Regions from separate parts of the Mus musculus genome. Here region 1 is linked to region 2. A link is a loop called in an ENCODE intact Hi-C map of the cell type or tissue named here. Cell type or tissue: left cerebral cortex. All regions are shown on one strand.

What was found. Peaks named below come from ENCODE experiments on the same cell type or tissue, not always from the same donor. Only the 100,000 strongest peaks of a DNase experiment are listed, where the experiment ranks them.
Region 1: a loop joins it to region 2, with 2.7 times the contacts of the local background. A loop is called at or near these places in 5 of 42 quality-filtered maps.

What each region holds. Positions count from the first base shown.
Region 1 is chr4:3,792,992-3,800,991 of GRCm38, forward strand. It overlaps Gm22781 (a small nucleolar RNA gene), which reads right to left and starts at 3,592; the gene lies at 3,456-3,592. In left cerebral cortex, a CTCF peak has its summit at 4,956 (motif pointing right); a DNase peak (open chromatin) is centred at 4,976.
Region 2 is chr4:3,681,621-3,689,620 of GRCm38, forward strand. All of the region lies in intron 1 of Lyn (LYN proto-oncogene, Src family tyrosine kinase), which reads left to right. Among named protein-coding and RNA genes, the nearest start is that of Lyn, 7.5 kb to the left of the region's middle. In left cerebral cortex, no CTCF peak of the experiment used is centred here; DNase peaks (open chromatin) are centred at 1,443, 3,749, 4,443 and 6,191.

The DNA.
Region 1 (8,000 bases), 110 kb after region 2:
CCACACTTTTAGGCTAGACTTGGCTAATGTCTTTTTTTGTTTGTTTGTTTGTTTTTTTTTTGGTTTTTTTTTTTTTTTTTTTTTTTTTTTTTTGGTTTTTTGAGACAGGGTTTCTCTGTGTAGTCTTGGCTGTCCTGGAACTCGCTCTGTAGACCAGGCTGGCCTCGAACTAAGAAATCCGCCTGCCTCTGCCTCCCAAGTGCTGGGATTAAAGTCGTGCACCACCACGCCCGGCGGCTAATGTCTTAATTGAGGTTTTATTCCTGTGAAGAGACACTATGACCATGGCAACTCTTATAAAGGAAAGTATTTAATTGGGACTGGCTTACAGCTCAGAGGCTTAGTCCATTATTACCACGGTGGAAGCATGGCAGGCAGACATGGTGCTAGAGAGGTAGCTGAGAATTCTACATCTCAGGCAGCAGGAAGGGAGAGTGAGCCACTGGGCCTAGGTTAAACTTCAAGAACCTCAAAGCCCACTCATGGTGACAGACTTCTCCCAACTGCGCCACACCTCCTCCAACATGGCCACACTTCCTAATAATGCCATTCCCTATGGGCCTAGGCATTGTAGTCAAACCGTCACAGCTACATACCAAGACTCGGCCTCAAAGTTATATTATGGAAAAATTAAGCTCACCAATATACTTTTAAAACACAATTTGTAGGGATTATAGCCTTCAAAATTAAATGTTTTGATAATATTTTGGTCCATTTTATGAGGGAGAATATATTAAAACTGGTAACATTTTTTTCAGTAAGTTCTAGACCACTATGTCGAAAGTTTTCCCGCTTAGTTTCCTATGCTTTGTGTGTGTGTGTGTGTGTGTGTATACATGTGTGTGTATGAATATATGTGTGATATGTATATGATGTACATGTGCATATGTGTGTGTGTGATGTGCATGTGATGTACATGTGCATATGTGTGTGTATATGTGTGTGTGATGTGCATGTGTGTGCACTCGAGAGTATGTGTGATGTGTGGAACAAGGGCCATGCTTTGTGTCGAGGTCAGAGGACAGTTCTGTGTTGTCTTCTTCCACCTTTTCCAGGTTCCAGAGATGTAACATCAGTAACCAGGCATGCACCATCCAGCCCCAAGGACCTTTAAATGCTGAGTGACTCCACTGACCCTGTTTCCTGTTAAGTGCTTCAGATAGACATGTTAATTGTACCTAGCATTCCTGGGATGGCCACAGCATCATTGCACTTCCATGCGTGTGGAAACGACAATCCAATTCCATGGACTGTCTCTAACAATCCTCTAGATTGTTGGAAAGACCATTGGAATAATCTAGATTGTCAAACTATAGTCATAGAACAGAGCTTATGTGCACAAAAGGAGATGCCATGTCAGGAAGCCCAGATAATTGCAAGTTCTATTTACTTTTAGTCTTATCCCTTAGGTTCTAGAATAATTTGGATTGTCAATTTCAGGTTGGTTTTTTTTCTAACTTTTTATTGGTTCTTTGTGAATTTCACAGCATGCACCCCAACCCCACTCATCTGCCCTCTACTCATACCTACTCTCTACCCTTGCGTCCTCCCCTAAAACAGAGAAAAAAATCTTACTGTGGAAGCTGTAATGTATCACAGTGTGTCCCACAGATCCCACCCTTTTATTCACACTTTACTTGCAATGTTCATTGCATTGACTCCTTGGTCTGGTATGGGTACTCTGGCTTCTGCGACTCTGTCAATCCTGGAGCCTCACTGGAACTCCTCTTGGATATCTTGTTGTTGCTCTGTGTCACAGAGATCCTGTAGTTTTGGATCTATAGGAGTGGTCCCTTCTTGCACTCCAGCAGTTCATCAATGAGATAGATGTTGGGGTGGGCCAATCCAAAGCTCTGGATCTGGGCCTTAGAGGAATCTGAACTAATCAGCCCATTGGCTCTCCTGCTCTCATGCCCTCAAGCACACCCTCCTTATTTCCCCCTTCACCAACAACCAGGGCCAGCTCTACCATGCTACCCAGGGGAGGTACAGGGTCCATTCTCCCAAGTGTTGCAGTTGGCAAGAGATATGGCCAGTTATCCCATTCTCATGACCCTGAGGCCAGTTCTCCTGCCTGCCATAGGTGTTGAGGGATGAGGGAGGGGAGGAGGGAGTCTCTCTGCACCACAATACATAAGACAAGAGGCAGGGCCAGCTCTCCTGTGCTCACATCCTCAGGCCAACTCACCTGTAACCCCCATGTCCAGGGCCAGCTCTGCTGTGCTGCCTAGTCAGGTGTAGAACCTACTCTCCAAAGTGCTGCAGTAGCTGAGGGGCAGGGCCAGCTCTCCCATTCTGATGACCTTGGGCCAGATTCCTCCCTGCCATGGGTGGCAAGGGCAAGAGAGGGGTATCTCTCACTTGCCCATACTACCACATGGCAGACAAGTGACAATATAGGGCCAGCTGTCCCAAGCTCACACCCTTGTGGTCAGCTTATCTACATTAGGGTAACTTCTACTATGATGCCCAGGTAAAGTGTAGGGCCTACTCTCCTGAGTGCTTCAGCTCATGAGGGAAGAGACAGCTCTCCTGCTATAATGATCCCAGGGCAGGTTTCTCAGGGGCAAGAGCGGAGGAGGGTATCTCTCATTTGTCTATACCATCATAGGGAAGATGATTGGCTGGGCCAGCTCTCCCACACTCATATCCTCACCCAAGATTCTTGAAATGTTGGGAGCTTCTCTCCAGTACTGCAGGTGGGTAGGGGTGGGATCAGCCATCCTGCTACCCCAGGGCCAGCTTTCTCTTGATGCCAGGTGAGGTGTGGGGTCAGATCTGCACAGCCCTCAGACATCAGCATGGCCCTGGGCAGCAGCCCAGACCAGATATGTCCACCTAGCCTTTCGTAGTAATAGACCCTGCTGTTTCAGGGCCATGGACCCAGACATGGTCCCTGGTGGCAGCACAGGCCAGGACTCCACTGTGGTCTCAGGTGGCACCAATTACTCATATCAGGCTGTTCCTGGCTACTCTCGAGTCTCCAGTTCTGCCTCTTCATTATGCACACATCCTTCTGTCTATCTTTCTCTTCCATTTCTCCACCACTTACTAGCTCCTCCCCTTAGAGGATCCTGGGGTCTCTGAGTGTCTGGGGTTTCAACGCTGGTCTCAGGAGTGCTATGCCCATTTGTTCATTGTGGCACCAGGCAAGGGTTATCTCAGGCAAGGTCTGCCTGACCCCCAAGGCCTGTTTAGTGCCACAATGGTGATTACCACAGGCTACTACCCTGTCGGTGCCCCATGGTTCTGGTCTGGTGGTTGGCCACCCAAGTGTCCCCATGCAAGGATACTGCCTCAAGCTATGGAGATCCAGGCAGGATCTTTCTAGTCTCTGGCTAGTTTCTTCCCCTTGGAAGTTGTCTGGGCCTGTGGGATTTTGGACTTGTGATCATATCTGGCTATTTCCCTGTCTGGCCTCCTGGTAGTTGTCTCAGGCTTGCTTTCTTTCAGGGAATATTAGACAACTAATCATTCCGATGTTCACAGGTTAGAACACAGGTTGGGGCATAGACAAAGCCTCTCTCCTCTCTGCCACCTACTGAGGTACATGTGACACAGCACCCACGTCTGCAATGCTTCTAGGAGCAGCACGTTGGTTTCTTGTCTTTTTGTTTGTTTTAATACAATTAATATACTGAATATTTACTGGTAAGACTTTTGCAATCACTTCAAACTTTTAATGAAATAAAACATTTCGGTGGGGAAAAGTCTTTGTAGACATTCAGAATAGGTGGCATGAATGTAGCCTATAGGTAGATTCAGATCTGGTTTTGCCACCAGGTGAGTTTTTGGCAACCTTTTTGTTTGGGGGTTTGGGGATTTCAGAATTATGAATGAGGTACGGGCCTGTTCCTCGGCACCTTGAGGGGCACAAGAGCTTTAGTGTCAGTGCCATCCTGGAGTCAGACGGAACAACCAGATGTTGGATGCTCCAAACCATCTGAGTTAGCCATGTTCAGAGATGCAAAAGTTATGCTCCTCTGAACCAGCATGTTCTGTTGTTACTACAATGAAGGTTCCATGAGAAGTTTGATCTATAGCTACAGATCTACAGGGGACAATATATAACACAGATTGACCACACGCTATCTCTTGGGAGCCAAGATGAAGTGCAGGCCCAGGTCCCAAAGGAACTTGAAAGGGCTGCATACAGAGACATGCTTTCTGTCACCTCAAGGCAGGCCACAGAAGAGTAAGTGTTCTGTGCTGAACATGTGCTGGCAGGACCATGGAGGGTGACTGACCAGAATGGATAATTGGATTTTTCTGAAGGGATAGGGAGCCACTGGAAGCCACAGCACAGACAGCCCTTGAATGCATTAGCTGGAGCAATGAAGTCTTTTTTAAGATTTATGCCACATTGTTTTGAATTTTTTGTGCTAAGAAATACGTAAATGATCGCCCCCAATCCTCTGATTGTGGATTAAATGATTGCCCCCAATCCTCTGTGGATTAAATGATCCCCCCAATCCTCTCACTGTGGGTCTCTCTGAGCCAACGGTACTCATTCAGCACTGTGTCAGCAGACACTGCTTCCCTGTGGATGAAACCACGGTGGATGTATGAGAGGCAGAAACATTTAGCCTTAACTTGCTTAAAGGTGACAAGCCCAGCAAGGACAAGATAGAACAAGAACCACAGGGATCCAGAGTGCATAAGAGGAGCTTCGGGAACAAGACAACAGCAGTAAGGGAAGAGGCACAGCAGGGGAGGTAAACATCAAAGACAGGCACCACCTTTCAGAACTTCCTGGCAGGCTCCTTAAGGTGGCTGGCTCACTGGGTCTCCTAGCTCCTAGCTCTAGAGTGGCAGCCATGGCGCACCTTTTTGAGACCTGCAAGACAGGTGCTTAGAGGCTCAGAAGCCTGGATCAGGCCATGGCTCAGAGAATCCAGGCTAGGAGTGGGCATTGCATAGACCAAGAGGTGGCAGCACTATCTGATGGAGAAGCCTCCCATGCCTGCAGCATGCACTGCAGCCACATTGCCAGGCAGAAGGAAGGAAAATCTGAGCATCTGTAGGAAGTCAAGAAAGCAGGGAAAGGCTGTGCACTGGCTACGTTGAATCTTTGCAGAGATTTCCCACTGCTGGAGACTATTCCTAGTTGTCTAGTACTCAGCCCTGGGTTGTCGCGCCCGCTCTCGACCAGCAAGAACGACGCGACCACCAGTCCTTCTAACAGCAGTTTATTCAATCCTGATTCTTCTTGTTTATATCTCCCCCGAACCCTGGGCCTCTCACTCCTTTTATACTCTCTCTCATCCACGCACCGCAGGCCACGCCCCCTCACCAGTCACGAGGCTTCAGCTAATCCGGGCAGCAGGGGCAAATCTTCACCAAATTGGATTCACCTGTATCCTGGTACACCTGCGCAGCACTCAGGATGTTTGTGTCTTATATGAGGAAGTCAGGTGCAAGTCATATGACTTAGCTGCAGTCCCTGGCGCCTTTGGGACTGCCGCCACACCCGCTCCCCACACTGGGTGGGTAGGACATGGCATAAGCTCCTGCTTGGCTGGTCTGCATATTAAAGACCAGCTGGAGTTGAAGGGAGATGTGGGGTTCTTCTGAAGGTCTGACCCTGGGAAGGATATTCCCTCTAAGGTTACAGAGGCCCCAGGTGTCAAAGCTTTGGGAACAGAGAATTAACACGCATGCTGAGGCCCAGGGTCAAAGTCAACAGCAGGTTGGGGGAGGGCTACAGTACAAACAGGCAGAGTTAGACAGTGTTTGTACATTCTAAAGAAGAACCAAAATTTCTGGAGACTAGGAGTAATACTGCCCTGGTTCACATCCCAGCAGCCAAGACAGCACTTGGAAGGGAGAGGGTGTTTCCTAATGAGAGACCTGTAGGGAACACAGAGAGGGCTCTGTTTGTGTGGCAGGCAGCAATGCAGCATCACAGAGGCTGTAGACTCTAACCTGAACACAATGCAGAGAACACAGAGGAGATGAAGTCATTGTAACAGAGACAAGCGAGCTGAAATCCTAACTGGCCTGTCAACTGGCTCACCAGAAGGCCAGCCATGGGGGCCATGGGGCTCCAGCAGGCACCTCCTTCCTAAGCCTTCTCCATAGTTGCTCTCAGAGAATATCAAACAGCCATACACCACCAAACTTTGGAAATGACCTCTGGTCACCTCAGAATCGAAGCCTGTCTCAGCTTTCTGAATGCTTCAGGTGTATAGAATGTGGATGAAATAAAGGACTCCTGCCAAGGCTAGTTGTCTAGCAGCCTTAGCAAAGGCTGCCATTTCAAAGTTGGAGGACTTAGAAGAAGATTTTTCACCACTAGGAGGCCAGAAGCTATTATCAAGTCGTGGCTTCCTCCTAAAGCCTTTGTCTGGCTGAGAACCCTTGTTCCTGTCTTTGCCTGTTCTCCTCACTGCACATACCAGCATTCAAATTCCCTCTTGTTATGTGGACATTAGTCTTACTGATTTAGAGTACACCCCCATAACCTCATTTATCCTATCTCTGTAAAAACTCTATCTCCAAATACAATCACATTGGGAGGTATTAGGAGTAAAGACTTCACTATATAAATTTGGAGCTGTGGTTCAGCCCATAATGCTCTTGGGAAATAGAGACTATGAGCCAGGATTGACTGAAAAAGTAGAAGAAGAAGAGGAAGAAGGAGAAGGAGAAGAAGAAGGAGGAGGAGGAAGAGGAGGAGGAGGAAGAAGAGGAAGCCACATTGACAGCAAGGAGCTCAGTTAGGAACTGTCTCAATTCTGGTACTCAGCCCTACTAAAACAAAGGCATAGTCCAAAACTGGGTTGTTTTGCTGCCCACACAGTGTTGGACACAGCACATAGAAACTGGGCCTGATTAAGCTGTACACAGCTTTGTTGGCCTCCCTTGGCCTTCAAACCTTTCTATTTCTGAATTTATTCACAGTCTACCTGTGGTGGTTTTAATAAAAATGGCCCCCATAGGCTCATAAGGAGTGCTGTTGTTTAGGGCATGTGGCCTTGATGGAGGAAGTATGTCACCAGGGATGGGCTTTGAGGTTTCAGAAGCTCAAGACAGGCCCAGTGACTTACTTTCTCTTCCTGCTACCTGCCAAGGTGTAGAACTCTCAGCTATTTCTCCAGCACGTGTCTGCCTGCATGCCACCATGCTTCCTCCTATAATTATAATAGACTAAAACTTTGAATGTAAGTGAGCCCCCAATTAAATGCTTTTCTTTTAAGAGTTGCTGTGGTCATGATGTCTCTTCACAGCAAAAGAACATTATCTCAGACACTACCCTTCTGAATGTTGGAGCTAGTGCCTCCCAACTGGGGGGAATATTTAAAAGTACAATCTAGTCTGAAACTGGCCTGGGCGGATCATAATAAGTAGGAGAGGCTGTCATCAAAACCACTGTGCAAGGCTAAGTGCTCAAGCATGCATGAGACCCTAGGACTAGTCCTTATTACCCTGCAGACCCTCCCAGAGCACCTAGATGAGCCCCTCAGTCACAGCTATTTCTGCAAAGTACTAGAAAAGAAGGTGAAAAGGATGTCCCCCACCCCCCGCACATATACAAAACCACACAGACTGAGTGTGGTGGGAGGCCTTAGTAAGCAGGAAATAGTGGAGGCATATGCAGGGGCTGCACTGGCTACTGCATTGGACCAGAAAGACATAAGCAAAAAGCATCGAAATGAGGGGCAAGAGCAGTTGGCTCAGTAATTGTAATGGTTTCTATATGCTCGGCCTAGGAAATGGCACTATTAGAAGGTGTGGCCCTGTTGGAGCAGGTGCGGCCTTGTTAGAGTAGGTGTGTCACAGGGGTGTGGGCTATAAGACCCTTATCCTCGCTGCCTGGAAGTCAGTATTCTGCTAGCAGCCTTCAGATGAAGATGTAGAACTCTCAGCTCCCCCTGTGTGGGACTGTGATAGGCAGCCTATTTTGCTTGAATGAGGCTTGCTCTGGCCACCCAGTAGAAAATTCTACAAGGGACAGAAGAGCGAGCCACGTTCCCTGAATCTGGTGCCTGACACCACAG
Region 2 (8,000 bases):
GGGCAAGCCAGAGTCCCAGGATTCATGTATAGTCATTGCTTCCTATCTTTTAATGAAGAGAAGGAAATGGAAGAGGAAGCTGCTTTTCCAGTCAGAAATACTGAAATATTTCTACAGCTGCCTAGTTTCCTGATGCTTAAATTGTGAAACTGAACTCTGTCGTCATTTCTAACATTTAAGTTCCCATTTGAGGGGAGCACTCAAGTGTAAGAACTGGGTGGCTACTGAGGGATTAGAAGTGTGTAACAAGTCAGTGTCAAGACTGATGCCATCTCTTATCTTTGTCTTGAGATAACTAGAAAAACTTTCCTATAATTTTGAATAACAAGTTTACATAATTATAGCAAATTTTGGCAAGTATAGTCTGCCATAGCCTTAGTTCTTCATTCTTAGTCATTCAATCTTTTCTTCATTTTGCTCCGGCTCTCCTTCTCCATCCCTCTTATTGGATAAGCCGTTGAATTTGTTGTTTGCCATGAAACTGCTTCTTGAAAGTTGTCTTCACAGTTGGGACACAGTTCTCTGGAAGTTCTGCTGACTACCGTGTTTTATCAACTGTTGATGCCTTTCCAGGGTGACTCCTGCCATCTTACAAAAACATTCTTCTCCCCCTACCCTGTGATTGGCATGATGCTAGTTGACCATTTATGAGACGGGATTATATTTGTGCTCATTATTGCACCCACAGACACTGGTACCCACAATTACAGTTCATGAGACTGAGATCCCTAATTGGTGTTGTTATAAATAGTGTCATATAAAACCACACAGATGCGAAAATACAATCATTTGTCTTGTTTTCAAGACCTGATCTCAAACATACCTCAAACTCACTATGAAACTGAGGTTGACCGTGAACCCCTGATATTCCTTCTCTCCTTTTAAGTATAGGATTGCAGGTGTGTGACACCATGTCTGGTTCACACATCAGTTTGAGAGACAATTTCTTAAATATTTTATTGACCAAGGAGGAGTCTTTCTATGTGTGTAGCTTGGACTATTTTTCTTTCCTACAGTTTATACTTTAAAGTCATTATTTTCCTTTGTGCTCAATCTCACCTTTTTGTAGGCATCCAAAATGTCCCTGGTCACCTTTCTGACTCCAGGCCACCTTGACTGGAAGCTACTCTTAAACATATTTCCTCTAGTTCTCTCCTCACTCTTTACTAGTAAAACATTTGTAGTGAATCTATACCAATTTGAAGGTAATACTTTTGAGTGCAGAGTCCACAGGGGAACTGCAGAGGTGGGTCAGTGTTCACTCTGGTTCCTGAAGTCCTGAAGGCTACTTGGTTCTTGGTCCAAATAGGTGCCCCACTCTTCCTGTAAGTGTTAACTCCCATGAGGCCAAGGGAATGGAGAAACTGGTCTCTGTGAGGCTCTCCGAAGAGGGAGGACCACTTCTGCTTTCCACGGGAAAGCTGAATTGCTCAGCCGAAGGGAGAAGGCACAAAGGAAGTGATACCCCCCACACCCTGCACCATCCAGTCATTTGCCTGTGGGGGCCCCTCCCTTCAAACCACTCAGAATTGCTTTTCCCTTGGGGTTCCTTTTACCAGCCTTGCTTAGTCTGCAGGTTCATTGCCAACTTTCCTTGGAGGGAGACAAGGGGATGAATGGAGGGAGGGAGGGAGGGGAAAGAGAGAGAGAGTGAACAAGAGGGGGAGAGGGTGCAGACTCTTCCCAGGCAAAGACCTCCAGCAGGAAGTTATATATTTTGAAATATACAGTCTTGATTCTTCCAGCACCAGAAAGATGTATGTTTCGAAATTTCCCCTCATGGGAACTCAAATGAAGATTTTGCAACCTTCAATGTTCTCACTATACAAGATCATGAGTATAGTACTTTAAGGATGTTTTTAAAGTTCCTGAATTACAGTCTTTTGTTAAACTCTTGGAATGCAGCAGTATTTTCAAACCTCCACAAGCATAATCTCTGTCTTAGAAATATACTTAGCTTATGTCTATAGCACATAAAAACCAAGCAGACAAACAGATGGACGTTTAAAGCATGACTGAGGGGCTTTTCTTTTGTACCAGGGGTTGGGAGTCCTGCGCCCTCTTCAAGAGCTATATTGGGCTGCAAGTGAGCAGAGGTGAACCTGGGTCTGGATGGAGATGTAGTAAAGAAATGCAGATTCAGCTGGCTAGGGTGATACAGACCTGTAGTACCAACTATTCAAGAGGCTGAGGCAAGAGGGTCATTTGAACTTGGAGTTTAGGGCCAGCATGACCAAAATCATAAGATTCCATTTAAAAACCAAACCAAGCAATCCAAATACAAATTAAGAGGCATGTGTCCATGTACCGTGTAGTTTTTGCTACCCTGCTTTATGTTCCAGGCAAACAGTGCTTCCAGCCCCACCCAAGTTCCCTTGGATCTGTAGATGAAACACACACACACACACACACACACACACAAACTTATTTTTCAACCTGCCTTATGGCTCAATTGCTGGCGCTTCTAATCTCCCTCTGCTTATGTGCCCTTCCCAATATTCTTAGCTCAGCACCTGAAATCTGCCCTAAACTTTACTCAATTATCTTCTCCTTGCTCAGCATGCCACAGCTTCCCTCAGCTTTAGCTGTGTTTCTAATCTCTGCGGGAGAAATGGCCTATGGTTGCTCCACCCGAGATCTCAACATGGCTGGTCACCTCTTCTCCCTCCAAAGCATATTGAAAATCTCCCCCTTCTCCTGCATCTGTTAGCTTGCCTGCCAGGACCTGGAACTCCAGCCTCTTTCCTTCTGCCCAGCAATTGGCTGGTGGCATCTTTAGTGATCAATCAAGAGCTAACTGGGAACAGGACCTTAGCATCAGACCCATACAAGGGCAGATGTCTCCAAATGTAAATGCCTCAAATAGCATTTGATTATGGTTCCTTTATGGCAAAATGCCCCTCACACCCAATCATGTATTTGTGTGTGTGTGTGTGAAGTGAACATGTATGGAGGCCTGAGATTGGGACTCTGTATTCACGGTTTCTATCATTCTTTAAGGGTAGGGTCTCTCAGTCAAACCCAGAGCTCACTAGTAGAGGTAGTCTTGCTAGCCAGCCAGTGTCTTGGGAATTATGTCTGCCTTTCAAGACTGGAATCACATGTGTGTGGACTCTGTGGCTCCTTGTCTCAGCAGCAGCTGCTTTAGCCATGGAGCCATCTCCTCAGCCCCAAGGTGTTCTTTAAAAGCTGAATACAACTGAGGAATGTTGAGAGTGGGAGAAATAGCCTTCCAGGGAAAAGCCCCCTAATTGCTTATGTAATACCAGCAGTAGGCCCTGAGATCAGATGCTTACAGATAACATTATACTGACTGAGCAGGTTGCATACACACACACACACACACACACCACCACCACCACCACCACCACCAACAACAACAACAACAACAATAATTAAAGAATAAAAAGTCATGAATTTGAGAGCAATGCATGGTAGGCATTAAAGGAAGGAAAGAGGAGGAAATGGCGTAATTATATTATAATCCCCCAAAAATTATAAAAAAATAAACCTTAGAGCAGTTTTAACTGATACATTAAAATTGTGTACATTTGTGAAGTAGCCTGAGATGTTTTAATATAGGTATGCCTACATTCTATAGTGTTTAAGTGGGTATGAATCTGTCCATAATTTGCATTTGGGATGCTCTCTAAACTCTCTGTGTTTAAGGCTTCACGCCCAGCTTGCTACTGTGTAGAGGAAGTGGGAATTCCCAGAGGAGGAACTCATGGGAGGTCTTGAGGTCATTTTTGCTGCACTAGTAGAAGCTGCAGTTGGTTCTCAGGCTTCCCTCTTCCTCTGCTGTATTTCACAGTGATGAGATGAGTGTGTTTTCTGTGCCACATGCTTCATCCACAATATGCCTCTTTGTCATAGGCCCAAAGCATAGGGGTCAATGGATCATGGACTGCTCCACTCCGAATTAGATACCAAAACAAAATGCTTCCTTTCATAATAAATAAATAAATGAATAAATGAATAAATAAATAATAAGCTAGCTAAATACAAACTGATAGGTAATATGATAGCATTCTTTAAATAACTGATTGGTGAAAAATAGCATTTAAAAGCTCTGCATATCAATTTTTTTATTCTAAAGTCTTCATAGTGATCTTTTTCTGGAGGATGAATGAGTCATTTATTTATTTATTTACTGTGGCTAAATCTAGGGCATTGTGTGTAGTAAGCAATCATCCTACCACCTACCTATCTTTTCCAACTTTTATCCTTATTTTGTTTCACATCTATTTATTTACATATTTGTGTGATACAAGCAAGCATTCTATCACCAAACCCAATCTCAGTCCCTTTAAAAATCCTCAGAGGTGATTATATTACTCACACAAAGGATCTCCTTCATCCCTCCCAGAAAAAGGAGGAGAGGAAACAGAAAAAAACCCTGGTGCAGAGCTCCAGTTTCTGCTTAGAAGATGGATGTGAAATGCCCAGGATGCTGCTAAAGCCCACACACAAAGGGTAGCCTGCTGTGTTGTCTGCTCCACTGCCTTGTCAGCCTATAAGTAGAAAAACAAGGCTGACAAAGGATATTTTTTCATGACAAAAAAGGAGTAAAAATACCCCAAATCAGGATAATGGGAAACCCTTTCAATAAATGCATTTTGGGTTAATAATATATTATCTTGAAAGTGTCTCTCTAAGTTGCCCAGGCTGGCCTTAAATTGAACAGAATAAACACAATTTCTAACAAATAGCAGTACAAGGAACCTCAGACACAGTGACTACAAAAGGTAGGGAGATCAGGGAACTAGAGTGGCCTGCAGGCTGCCCTTAAGGATGGCGCTGTTGTCCTTATTATCTATGGATAATTGGTTCCAGGACTGTTGTGTTTATAAAAAGATAAAGAGAAAAGGAATATGTTCTATAGAGGGATGTGGTGAGGTATGGGGAAAGGAGATGTCTTAGCGAGTCCATGCTGAGGCATCCCTTCCCCCTGAAGGACCAGTCATGGTATAGTATAGAATAGAGTTTATTCAGGGCATGGGGAGGGGAGTTAAGAGGGTAGTAGAGCCAGATAAAGGCAGAGAGAGGGAAAGAGTAGAGAAATAGAGGCTGGCCATGAACACGTGGGAGGGGGAGAGGGGCGCAACAGGAAGGGGGGAGAGCAAGAGCAAGAGAGAAGCAAGAGATCAAGAGAGGGACCCTTTTATAGTGGGTCAGGCCTACCTGGCTGTTGCTAGGTAACTGTCAGGTGGAGCATACCTGGCTGTTGCCAGGTAACTATGGGGTGGAGTTTAGAAAGAAATCTAACAAGGCCCACTCAAGGATGTGTTTGTGTGTGACCTCACTTACTCTCTGGAGTTCACGGAGCCATCTCTAGATTACATATTATGCCTAAAACAATATATAATGTGAAGATACTTGTTAGATGATATTGTTTTTAAAATTATTTATTATTTTATGTATATGATTATATGTAGCTGTCTTCAGATACACCAGAAGAGAGCATCAGGTCCTGTTTCAGAAGGTTGTGAACCACCATGTGGTTGCTAGGAATTGAACTCTGGACCTCTGGAAGAGCAGTCAGTTCTCTTAACTGCTGAACCTTCTCTCCAGACCCATAAAAAAAAATAGTCTATACTTGTTCAGCAGTGCCATGTGAATATTTTCTGTCAGTAGTTGGTTGAATCTGCAGATGTGAAATCATGGATATCAAGGCCGAGAGTAATTGTGAGCTACATTCCAGAAATGTAAATATGGAGAATGTTTTCTTCTCTCCATCCTCCCTCCCCTCTTTCCCTGTCTTCCACTCACCTTGCTCCCTCCTCCTCTCTTTCCTCCCTCTTCCCTCTTTACTTCCTCCCTTTGCTTTTTCTTTCCTTCTTGGAGATAAAGTCTCCAAGATACCCTAGGCCGCCTGCAATTAGATTGCTGTCCTTTCCCCCAAGTCCTCCCATGTGCCCAGATGATAGGTTTGTACCATCATGTCCTGCTTTAGGAACAGACTGAACTTATTTTTATTTTTTGATACACATCTTTCTATATATCCTAGGCTAATCGTGCACTTGCTGTGTAGCCTAACCTGACACAAATATCATTACCCTTCCTGCCTCAGCCTCCTGAGTTCTGGGTTTATATGTGTGTGTCATCCTGACTGGCCAGAGCATTTCCTTAGAAAGTTCTGTGATGTTCAGTGATCCATTTAGCTAACTTTTCTGGAGTAACTCCTGGGAGTCCAGATGGTGTTGATGGAAATACACATGGCCGGGCGGTGGTGGTGCACGCCTTTAATCTCAGCACTTGGGAGGCAAAGGCAGGCAGATTTCTGAGTTCGAGGCCAGCCTGGTCTACAATGTGAATTCCTAGACAGCCAGGGCTACACAGAGAAACCCTGCCTCAAAAAAACAAAAACAACAAAACAAAACAAAACAAAACAAAACAAAGGAGGAAGGATTGGATCCTGAGGAAAGAACGGTCCAGCTCTGTCACTAGACCTTGTCCTAGAATCTGTAATAAGCCTTGACAGGAGAGTCCCTGACTAAAAATGATGGCTTTTTAAAAAGGAAAGGAGAACTTTTAGTAAGGAACAGCCCCTTTCAGTTAAAGGCAGCATCCTGACACTCTTTTTAAAGCATCTATCTATCTATCTATCTATCTATCTATCTATCTATCTATCTATCTATCTACCTACCTACCTACCTACTTATCATCAATTTATTATCTATCTATCTATCTATCTATCTATCTATCTATCTATCTATCTACCTATCTACCTACCTACCTACTTATCATCAATTTATTATCTATCTATCTGTCTGTCTGTCTGTCTGTCTGTCTGTCTGTCTGTCTGTCTGTCTAGGTTTCTCAACAGGGTTTCACTGTGTAGCTCTGGCTATCTTGGAACTAACTCTGCAGACCAGGGTGGCCTTAAACTCAAAGAAATCCATCTGTCCTGTCTCTGCCTCCTGAATTCTGGGGATTAAAAGCATGTCCCACCACTGGCTGTAAGAAGATATTTATGATGTGGAAGAAAGAGGCAGCTAGCACTTCCATAGATTTAGAGAGGTGGGTAAGTAACTGAAAGACTCAAAGGGTGTTCCACAGAGGTTAATTCGAAGCTAGAAAATATCTGTTGCTGCTTGTTTTGAGAGCTATAGACTTTACCTGGGATCTGCAAGTTGATATATGATAGCCACTCTAACTATTCCAAGTAATGTTGGCCTTGCTCAAAAGTTTGTCTACATGCCATTTGAATAAGAGATCTAGATTTTGGGGCAGTCACCAATCTTTGCCATTCAGTTTAAAGGAGAGACTATTGTGATGTAACAATCTGAGACCAGTCCTATAATTTATATCTTACTAAGATCATCACCACAACTGGGAACAGTAGTTGGTTAAAACTAAGCAACCACTTACATAATTAGGTGTAGTGTATTGAGCACCCACTGCAACTATTACCTGTGAGATTCTTTTCATCTTCAACTGTAATAGAGTTTGGAGTGTCACTCGGATGATGCTGGGGCTGACCCTTCCTAGCTGTATGTTGCTGGAAATTTACTGGCCATGCTAGCCTCTGGGAGCTTACGTTAAACCTCAGAGATTGCTGGTAAGGGATCCAGGTTCAGTGCAGGGTAATTCAGAATAACCAAGGAGCAAAGGGCATTGTGCTATACATATAGCAGGCTATTCTGCCTAAAAGGGAAAGAAATGCTGGTCCTTGATATAACATAAACGAACCCTGAGGATGTTTTCATAGTGAAACAGGCCAGTTACCAAAGAAAAAGTACTGTGCAATTGCTCTTATATTCATGGACTAGTCAATCCACAATGGACTAACCAATAAATAGGATGGTAGCTTCCAGGGGCTCTGAGGAGGTGGGGATGGGGAGAGATTGTTTAATGGGCAAATTTTCAAGCTGAAAAGGGTTCTGAAGATAGATTATAGCAATGGCTGTACCAGAGAGTTACAGCCTTAAAATAGTTCAGGAATACATTTTATACTATGCATATTTTTGCTAAAAAATTCTAAAGAACAATTTTAA